2 separate regions of the Homo sapiens genome follow, and region 2 is linked to region 1. Evidence: chromatin loops called from intact Hi-C (ENCODE). Cell type or tissue: mammary epithelial cell. All regions are shown on one strand.

Region 1 (5,000 bases):
TTACAGTGGGCTAGGTCTGCGAAGCGGGTGCCCCACGCCCAGCTCCCAGAAGGGAAGCCAGCTCTTCGTTTCTCCACAATTCCCGCATGGCCTGTTTCACTCCTGCCGGATCCCTGTCAGCAGTGGAGTTTGCAGCCCTGCTGTAACAACTTTGAGGGCAGAAAGCATTCCTTACTAATCTTGGTTTGGTGTGATGATTAAAAGCACAGATATTGGGCCCAAACTATTTAGGGTCCTATTTAGTGCTGATGCTCACTAGCGTGTGGGCCTCGGCAAGGTACTTATCCTTTCCTTGATCCGGCTTTCTCTTCTGTAAAATGAGGATAACAACATTGTAGTGCCTACTTGATAGTATTCTTGTGATGATTAAATGAGCTAATACATATAAGGTGCTTAAAACAGTGCCTGGTAGGTAGCTAGCCATCCAATGTCAGCTTCATCTACTAGTTGCAGTAGAGATGATAGAATATTCCTCACAGAACCTAGCATACATAGTAGGTATACAAACACATTTACTAAATGAATGAACAAATTACATATCATTTACAAAGTCCTCACAGAAACTGGGCTAACCCAGATGGCAGCCTGATATAATGGAATGCTCATCAATGTGGCTATCCTGGATCAATCAGTTGAGGGTCAAGAGGACATGATTCGGCTGTTTCAACTTTAACCTATCACAGGCTGGGAGCGGTGGCTCATGCCTGTAACCCCAGCATTTTGGGAGGTGGAGGTGGGTGGATTGCTTGAGCTTAGGAGTTTGAGACCAGCCTGGGCAACATGGCAAAAGCCCTTCTCTACAAAAATAAATAAATAAATAAAATTAGCTGGGTGCGGTGGTGAACCTGTAGTCCCAGCTACTCAGGAGGCTGAGGAGAGAGAACTACTCGAGCGCAGGAGGTTGAGGCTGCAGTGAGCTGTGGTTGCACCACTGCACTCCAGCCTGGGTGACAAAGTGAGACCCTGTTTAAAAAAAAAACTTTAGCCTGTGAAAAGATATCTATATATGTATCCAAGGGAAAACAACAAAACAAAACATCAGGTTGAATGGTGGAGATTGTACGCTAATTATCCAAGTACACAATTCTCAAAGTTCCAATAAGATTGTCTGAATTCCAGTCAAGGTCCTCCAAAACTTCTAACCAGAGGTGTTTGGGGACAATACGGCAGAAGAAAGGGGATGGTGTGGTCATAGCGTGGAAGTGAAGTGCTCCTGCAGAGACGTTCATTATTTCCACTGAGGTTGTATGTTCATTGGAATGGCTAGAGGAGGTTCGTTGATGGAAATTATGGGAGAATCAACTTTTTCTTCCTTGTACAAGACCTCTTCCAGGTACAACTCTCAGTCTACATCAATGACCATATACTAGTTGAAGGGACTAAGCAGTGATGAAGATAATAGCCACATTCCAATGCAGAGAAAACAGACATTCACTTCTAGAAACATCTAACTCTTCGCAATGTCTCTCAAAAAGAAAACGCCATGGAACATAGTTGAGTACTCTTGGCCCTTATCCCTGAACCTATGGTGAGGGATTCTAATTCAAAAGTGATTTGCATCCCTATGGTGGATACCTTATGGATGACGTTTAACTGAGCCTAAACCAGAGGAAAAGTACTCAGTAAAAGAAACTTTATCACCCTCACGAAAGGCCAACAGCTGGAAGATATTTTGTACCTATTCTAATTAAGGTAGATGCTTTGCTTTTCTTCTGGAATTCCTGCAGGAATGACCACGGGGAGAATGATGTCAGTAGATCATCATCTCCAGGCCAAGAGTTGTTCCTTCCAAAAACAAGACCCCAGAACTCCATCTAGAAGGGATCAGCCAAGACTTGGGCACCTTCGCCTGCAGGCCACAGTTCAGTTGTGTTAGAGGAGAGGTAAGCTGTGATGATTTTGAAAGCCGAGATCTGACGTGGCCTTAAATTCATGTGATAACAAGTTTCCAGTCCTGGATTTGGAAGATCTCCAAGGAAACTTCTTTCCAGAGCATCAAACGAAGCCAAGAGAGATTACGACATCTGGGACCAGCACTGAACATTTGAAGGTGATGATTGTTTAGGCAAGTGATTTACTGGTGACCTGCAGGGAAAACAAAGTCAAGCAGAGAAGGGGACTGACGTGGCAGGCAGAAGCAGCCAGTGAAAGCTGGTGGTATGAATCATCAGTGGCCCCGAGCCAAAATAAGTACCTAAGAGTGAAGTAGAAGAGATTGGTGGAGGGGACAGGAGACCTGTGTTCTGGTCCCAACTTGGCCACTTATTTTCTGTGACCTTATATGAGAGGCTTTGCTGTTGAACTTTTTTTGTCTCCCTCTATAGCATAGAAGAGGAAGATTAGGTCTCAACATTCAAATCTCAAAAGCCTTCAGGGACCAGGCTGGAAACATCTATCATGAAGGAGATTGGGTGAGACAATAAAGAGGCAGGGAATGTGGGTGATTGCGGCTAACCAAAAGAGTATCCACTGCTGGGTATGGTAGGTCGCACCTGTAGTCCCAGTTACTTGGGAGACTGAGGTGGGAGGCTTGCTTGAGGCCAGCAGTTCAAGACCAGCCTGGACAACATAGCAAGACCTTGTCTTTAAAAAAGTAAAAAAAATATATATATATTAGCAGGATGTGGTCTCATGTGCCTCGAGTCCCAGCTACTTGGGAGGCTGAAGTCTGGGGGATCGCTTGAGCCCAGGAGTTTGAGGCTGCAGTGAGCTATGATTGTGCCACTGCATTCCAGCCAGGGTGACAGAGCAAGACCCTGTCTCCAGGAAAAAGTAAAAATGTAAAAAAGAGTGTCCACTCCTGGCTAAAATCTTTCAGGTGCATTATTGCTAAAGTGCTGCATGATGAATGTGCCTCTGTTCTGACTTGGCCTGCAGACTGTTATCTTATTCATCCATGGGAACCGAATGATGCCCAGGGCCACATATGGCCCTAAGCTTTTGGGTATCTGTGATCCTAAAATGGGTCCATTTCACTCTTAAATACTAAGGACATGGGGCTGTAGCTTGTTTGGATGAAGAGCATGGGCTCTGCAGTAATGTGGGGTTGAGTCTTCTGCTCTGTCACTAACTAGGGGCCCATGTTCCACTGTTTGTGCTTCCAAAATTCAACAACTTTGAAAACCAAAAGATTTTCTGTAGGTTTACAGTCATTTGGTGGCAAAACTGACCTGAATTATTTAGAAAGATCATTTATACCAGAGGTTGACAATTTTTTTTTCCCGTAAAGGGCCAGATAGTATTTTTGGCACTCAGCTCTACCCTTGCAGCAGGGAAGCAGCCATAAGAAGTGGGCATGGCTGTGTTCCCATAAAACCTGATCTACATAAACAGGTGGGATTTGGCCCACAGGGTGTAGTTTGCTGACTTCTGAAGTATACTATTTAGCACAAACAATTCAGACATTTTGCTATAGAAATATTAATGATTCTGATTATTGGGTGCTGTCCCAGATACCTCTGGGGTTATGGTAGACAGACTAATGGTCCCCAAAGATGTTTGGGTCCTAATCCCTAAAACCTGTGGATGTGTTACCTTACATGGCAATGGGAACTTTGCAGATGTGATTAAATGGAGGACCTTGAAGATGCAGAGGTGATCCTACTTTCTCTGGGTGATCACACCTTCCCCAGTGTAATCACATAGGTCCTTCTAGGAGGGGATGCAGAGTCAGAAACACACAAAGTTCAGATGCACAGGAGACGCTATGACAGTGGCAGAGGTTAGAGAAATGGAAGTTTGAAGATGCTGCGCTCCTGGCTTTGAAGATGGAGGGAGAGGTGTGAGCCAGGGAAAACACGCAGCCTCTAGAACCTGGAGAAGGCGAGGAAACAGATCCTCCCCTAGGGCCTTCAGGAGGAACACAGCCCTGCTCTCCTTGAGTTTAGACCTTCTGACCTTCAGAACTGTAAGACAATAAATCTGTATTAAGTCATTAAGTTTGTGGTAATTTTAACAGTAATAATAGAAACTAACACAGAGGTATAGTGACATATATGGTACATGCACTAAATTTCCTTTCTAAAACCTAAGATTTATGAATATGAAAACTTGTGAGCTGAAAGCTTTGGGTCAGATACTGGCTTGTGGATTTGTAGTGGCATGATCTTGAGCAAGATCATTCAGCTCCTTAAATCTCAGTTTCCCCATCAATACAGTGGGTATACAATCTTATCTTCCCTTATAAAGTCATTGAGGAGAGGATGGTGATGTTCCTTCCAGATTCCCCTTCAAGAAAGATGTGCGCAAACTGCAGTAGGCGCTCTTGGTAGGGAGTCTGCCTTTGGTATCAGCCCAGTAGGGGTTATCTCAGCTGTAGAACACCCTGAGGGGAATCATATCTATGTCAGCTCAGAGTTGAGTATATAGGGCCTGCCATTTCCAAAATGCTGAGAACCAAGAGTCAGAATTTCCAGTTATCAGCAAACACTTCAGTCTAAACTTTAAAAATTGGGGAAGCTTGGTGGGTATTTCAAAATAGTTTGCTAAAGTCGTAGGAAATGCCCAGTCTTCCAGTATTTGGGTGGAGTTGTCCCTCTTGGTGTCCCTATACCCTTCTCACACTTAGTAAATAGTCTCTTTATTAAAATCTCCCCAAGTTCCCCAATTTAAGTCTGTCATTTGCTTCCTGCTGCAACCCCACTAATGTCAGTAACAATGAACTTTATTAAACATTTGCTGTAAGTCCTGCAAGCGCAGTGTCATTTACTCCTCGTGAGAATTCCGTGAAATGAGTGTTACTAGTCCAACTTATGGAAGATGAATCTAAAGCTTAAAGAAATTACAATCACAGAGTTAGAAAATAACAAACGAGGAACTGAATCCCTACTGAATCCCTACTCCAGCTGTTTGAGTGCAAACTCTGATCTTAAGCACTATGCCATGCCACTGTGATGGATCATCAAACCTCCATTTCCGCAAAACTCGGCAGATCACTGAAATATTTTTAGAAACTGTTTTTCCCCCCAGCACCAAATAATGATACAAACAGATTAGTATCT
Region 2 (5,000 bases), 150 kb before region 1:
CCTGAAGGGTTTGCTAATGCTGGATTTGGAGCCTCAATTAGATGTGCTCTTCCAGGACAATGATACCTTGCCCAGGCAGCCTTGGGTTTGGCTTATCCCAGGCTCTTGCTTCTGGAAGAAGTGGTTATACCTCAGTATAACAGTCCTCTTGGGAAAGCGGCTGTAGACCTGCTGGTCCTTAATTTCTTGGGGCTATGTTTAAATCCAATTATAAATCTGAATGATTATATAATAGAAGATCAAGTTTGGTTTGCTTTTTTCTTACTGGATTCTATTTCAGAACAGCAGTATAGTAGTGAGACTAACAGCATAGATTTGTGGAACCAGATGCTGAGTTTCAAACTTCAGCTCTGCCACTGAGCAACCATCTGAACTTGGGTAATTTACATAACCCTCTTTGGGCTTCAGTCTTCTCATCTGTAAAATAGGGATGATAATGGAACCAACCTCCTACAATTGTCAGGATTAAATCTGTTAATAGTTGGAACAGTATTGACCCGTTGTAAATATTCTCATTGGGCAAATATTATTATTTAGCTGTCTAAACAGTATCAAAAAATGTGATTATTAAAAAAATTTTTAAAAAATATTTTTCTACTTAAGAGGTGATGCCATTTTTATAATTGAAGAATAGTTGGCTGTAGCATGCCATGGAAGGGGATGAGTTGATCCACTGGTCTGCAAAGGACTGGTTGTTACGTTCCTGTAGCAGGTGTCCTGTAGCATTGCTCCCAAATGCCTGGTACCAGGCCAGCTTGCCCAGCTGCAGCAGTGCTGGTTTAACAGCCCACACCTGCACCCTCTCTGAAGGCTGGGCATGGCTGGCAGGAGACACAGCTCCTGAGATGCCTGGGAGGTTACACACTCCCTGCAAATTCTTTGACATTCTTCTCACCAAAAGGCAGATTCCCTCTCCTTGAAGGTGGGCCAGTATTAAAGACTTCAGGATTCTAAGGAAGAGGATGAGGTGGAAGTGGCTGCATGCCTTCTGTTGTAGGTTGAATGTGTCTTCTAAAAAGATATGTTCAAGTCTCAACCCCTGATATCTATGGATGTGATCTTACTTGGAAACGTCTTTGCAGATGTAACCAAGTTTTAACGAGGTCATACTGGATTAAGGTGGGCTTTAATCCAGCGACTCATGTTTTTATATGGAGAAGGAGGGGGAAATTTGTCTTTATATGGAGAAAGACAGGGAGACAGGGTTTCATCATGTCGTCCAGGCTGGTCTTGAACTCCTGGGCTCAAGTGATCCACCTGTCTTTGTCTCCCAAAGTTACAGGTCTGAGCTTTCATGTCTGGCCTGTTGCTAATGTTTAATGGACATTTATGACACATCTAAGCATTAACTCACTCCATCTTCACAACTATTGTTAAAACAGTTATTGTTTTACACATAGAGGCATGCACACACACGGGAATGTCACATGAAGATGGAGGCAGAGATTGCAGGGATGCTTCTACAAGACAGAGTGCCAAGGATTGCTGGCAACACCAGAAGCTGGAAGAAGCAAGGAAGGATTCTCCACTGGAGCTTTGAGAGGGAGTGCAGCTCTGCCAACACCTGGATTTCAGACTTCTGGCCTCCAGCACTGTGAGAGACCAAATTTCTGTTGTTTTAAACCACCCAACTTGTGGTCCTTTGTTACAGCAGTCCTAGGAGACTAATGTACCTTCCAAACTAGATTGTAAGCAACAATACGGCTTCGGCCTGCCTCTCTGTCTCTGTCTGTCCCTCAGGACATGTGCCTTGGAGTCTGAGCCGTGATGTAAGAAGCTCAATGACCGGGAAGCCACCACACTGAGGTAGAGATAGAGACCCCTAAGGAGCCCCAGCTGTTTGAGTCTTCTCAGCCCAGCTACAAGACACATGTGTGAAGAAACTTTCAAGACAGCTAAGCCCTAACTGCCATCTGCCTGTACCCTCATGAAAGACCCTGAGTGAGAACAGCCTGGCGCAGCCCAGCTGAGCCACCCTCAAATTTGTGACCCACAGAGACAGTGACAGATAATAAATGATTACTGTTGTTTAAAATTTTACTTTTTATTTTAATTGTGGTAAAATACACATAACAAGGCTGGGCAAAGTGGTTCACATCTGTAATCCTAGCACTTTGGGAGGCCAAGGTAGGCAGATCTCTTGAGCCCAGGAGTTCGAGACCTGCCTGAGCAACATAGCGAGATCCCTGTCTCTACAAGAAAAAAAAACAAAACAAAACAAACAAAACAAAAAAAAAACATTAGCCAGGCGTGGTGGTGTGTGCCTGTAGTCCCAGCTACTTGGGAGGCTGAGACAGGAGAATTACTTCAGCTCAGGAGTTCAAGGCTATAGTGAGCCATGATTCTGCCACTACACTCCAGCCTGGGTGATAGAACAAGACCCTGTCTCCAAAACAAAAACAAAATAAAAAAATCCCACATAATGGGGAATTTATCATTGTAACCATTTTAAAGTGTACAGTCAAGTAGATAGTGTTAATATATTCACATTGTTGTATAACCAATCAGCTTTTTCATCTTGTAAAACTGAGATTTCATAGCCATTAAACAACTCCCCATTCCCACCTCCCTCCAGTCAAGCATCATTCTACTTTTCATCTCCATGAATTTGACCACTCTACGCAGCTCATATAAGTAGACTCATACCATATTTGCCTTCTTGTGACTGGCTTACTTGACTTAGCATAATGCCTTCCAAGTTCATCCATGTTGTAGCATGTCAGAATTTTCTTCCTTTTTAAGGCTAAATAATATTCCATAGTATGTATATACCACATTTTGATTATCCTTTCACCTGGCAATGGACACCTGCATTGCTTTCACCTTCCGGCTGTTGTGAATAATACTGCTATGAACATCTGTGTACAAGAAGATGACTGTTGTTTTAAGTCATTAGTTCTTGCGGTGATGTGTTAAACTACAAGAGATTATTCCAATCATGCCAAGAGGATGTTGTATACCAGCCAAGCCTTCTTGCCTCCGGGCAGGATAACCTCTGCAATTCATGCTTCATGCTCCAGAGCTCCCCAGAGGATCATACTCAGGCCAGTTCCCTCCTGAAACCACCATCTGCCTGCTCGCTCTCCTGCCTGATCCTGCTTCCCTCACTCTGCTGCAGGTTACCCTGAAGCGCCACCTCCATAGACCACCTGCTCAAAAGTCCCCATCTTAGGCTCTGCCTCCAGGACACTAACTTAAGCCAGGCAATGCCACATGGCCAGGTGGTATGAGTTGTCATGAATGATTGCTGGGATGTTACAGTGATCTCACAGCATTGCCCCCAGCGATGTGATGGTTCTTGGTCATTTAAATACTTAGGTGGGTATCAACTCTGTTGAAGTGTTGAGTAGCAATTGTACTAATAGATACACTGAAGCTAAAAATAGGCTTCTCCTGATGATTGCGCTCTTTTGGAGTTAAACTACCTAACTCTGGAAGTGGTATTAACCCAGAGCAAGTCAGGCAAAAGTTCTCCGGCTGCATTGCAGAACATTTTGCATTTTGCAGTGTGTCTCCACATACATTCTCTTTGTGAGTCCTGCAGTGGTTCAGGGAGGTGTGCAAGGAGTAGTCACCTCATTTGACAGTTGACGAAAGGGGTTCAGAAAGCTTACAAGAATTGACCAAATAAACAATAGAGCTTGAACAAGAAGAGGCATGGTGTTTTGATGCCCCTTCTGGGCTCCCTGCATCTACTCTATCCTCCTCCAATCCACTCCCCATAAAGCAGCCACAGCAATACCTCAAAAACGCAAACCAGACTGTGTCCCTCTTCTTGTGACCTCATGATGGTGTCTTGTTGCACTTGGAATAAAACACAAATTGCTCCTCACAATTGAGGAGGCCCAGCCTCACGTTAGGCAGCTTTCCCCAGGGGCTGGCCCATGAGGCTCTAGCCACGCTGACCTTAAGAGGACAGCAAACAAACACACAGCAAAAGACACACATCAAACTCTTCAGGGTCTCCTGATGTCACCTCTGCCCCAAAACACTCTTCTCTGGCTCTTCAAATTGCTGCCTTCCCCATAGCTTAAATACTGTCTCCTGGTTTTAAAATACACCCGTAAATCTTTGACCCTGCTCTCTTCAAAAGGTGGAGCCTAATTGTCCTCCCCTTGCATGTGTTCTGAACTCAATGACCCACTTGTAATGAATAGAATACTGGAGAAGTGACAATAGGCGACTTCCAAGACTAGGCTATGAAAGGCATTGCCGTCTTCTCCTCATTCTCTTTCTGGGCCATTCACTCCGGGAGCAGCCAGCTGTCACTGTCGTGTCATGAGGACAGTCAAGCAGCCCTAATGAGGGCCAACGTGGTGAGGGACTGGGCCTCTTGCCAACAGCCGAGGAGGAACTGAGGCCTTTAAGAGCCACTGGAGTGAGTGTCATGATGTGATGGGTTTGCAGTGTGTCAGCTTAACTAGGCTGAACTACAGAATCCCCTTATTTGTATGTTTCCAGTTAGGGTTGGCCATGAGGGAGAGTCTCAGTGACTTGGAGTAGGGGGTAGTGGTACTGGGGGCAACAGCAATTTTGTATTGCAAATACATTGTTACTCACCTGCTGACTCACCTTGTTGATGTGATGCAGGAGCTGGGCCAGGTGTGTGTGTTCAGATCTGGAACAAATGCCCAACCTCTGTAGGATGCCCTCACCACAAAGAACATGAGTTTCAGTCTATCCTTGTGGAGCTCTAGCTTGTGCTGGTGGGGTTTCCATTTGCTTGTGGCCTTTCCTTCCTGATTGCTTGCTCTGTGGATTTCAAGGTCTAGCATCAGATGTAGGGAGAGCTTTATACCTGGAAAGAGACTTATAACCATCCCCCCAACTCTGTGATCTATATCGTTGCTACTGGTTCTGCTTGTCTGAGAGAACCCTGTTTGATATAATGAATCACCTTGGAAACAGATCCACTAGCCCCAGTCGAGCCTTTGGATGACTGCAGCTCCAGCCAGGCAACATCTTGACTACAATCTAGTGGGAAACCCCAAGCTGGGACT

Evidence for each region. Hi-C counts contacts between places; a loop is a spot of excess contacts. Peaks named below come from ENCODE experiments on the same cell type or tissue, not always from the same donor. Only the 100,000 strongest peaks of a DNase experiment are listed, where the experiment ranks them.
Region 2: it touches region 1 in a loop (1.8-fold over the local background); 1 of 110 quality-filtered maps calls a loop at or near these places.

What each region holds. Positions count from the first base shown.
Region 1 is chr3:72,122,138-72,127,137 of GRCh38, forward strand. No RefSeq gene overlaps it. Among named protein-coding and RNA genes, the nearest start is that of LINC00877, 24 kb to the left of the region's middle. In mammary epithelial cell, no CTCF peak of the experiment used is centred here; a DNase peak (open chromatin) is centred at 2,034; H3K27ac peaks cover 348 bases.
Region 2 is chr3:71,969,223-71,974,222 of GRCh38, forward strand. No RefSeq gene overlaps it. Among named protein-coding and RNA genes, the nearest start is that of LINC00877, 130 kb to the right of the region's middle. RefSeq lists a silencer at 4,861-5,000. In mammary epithelial cell, a CTCF peak has its summit at 3,012; DNase peaks (open chromatin) are centred at 2,959 and 4,629; H3K27me3 peaks cover 533 bases.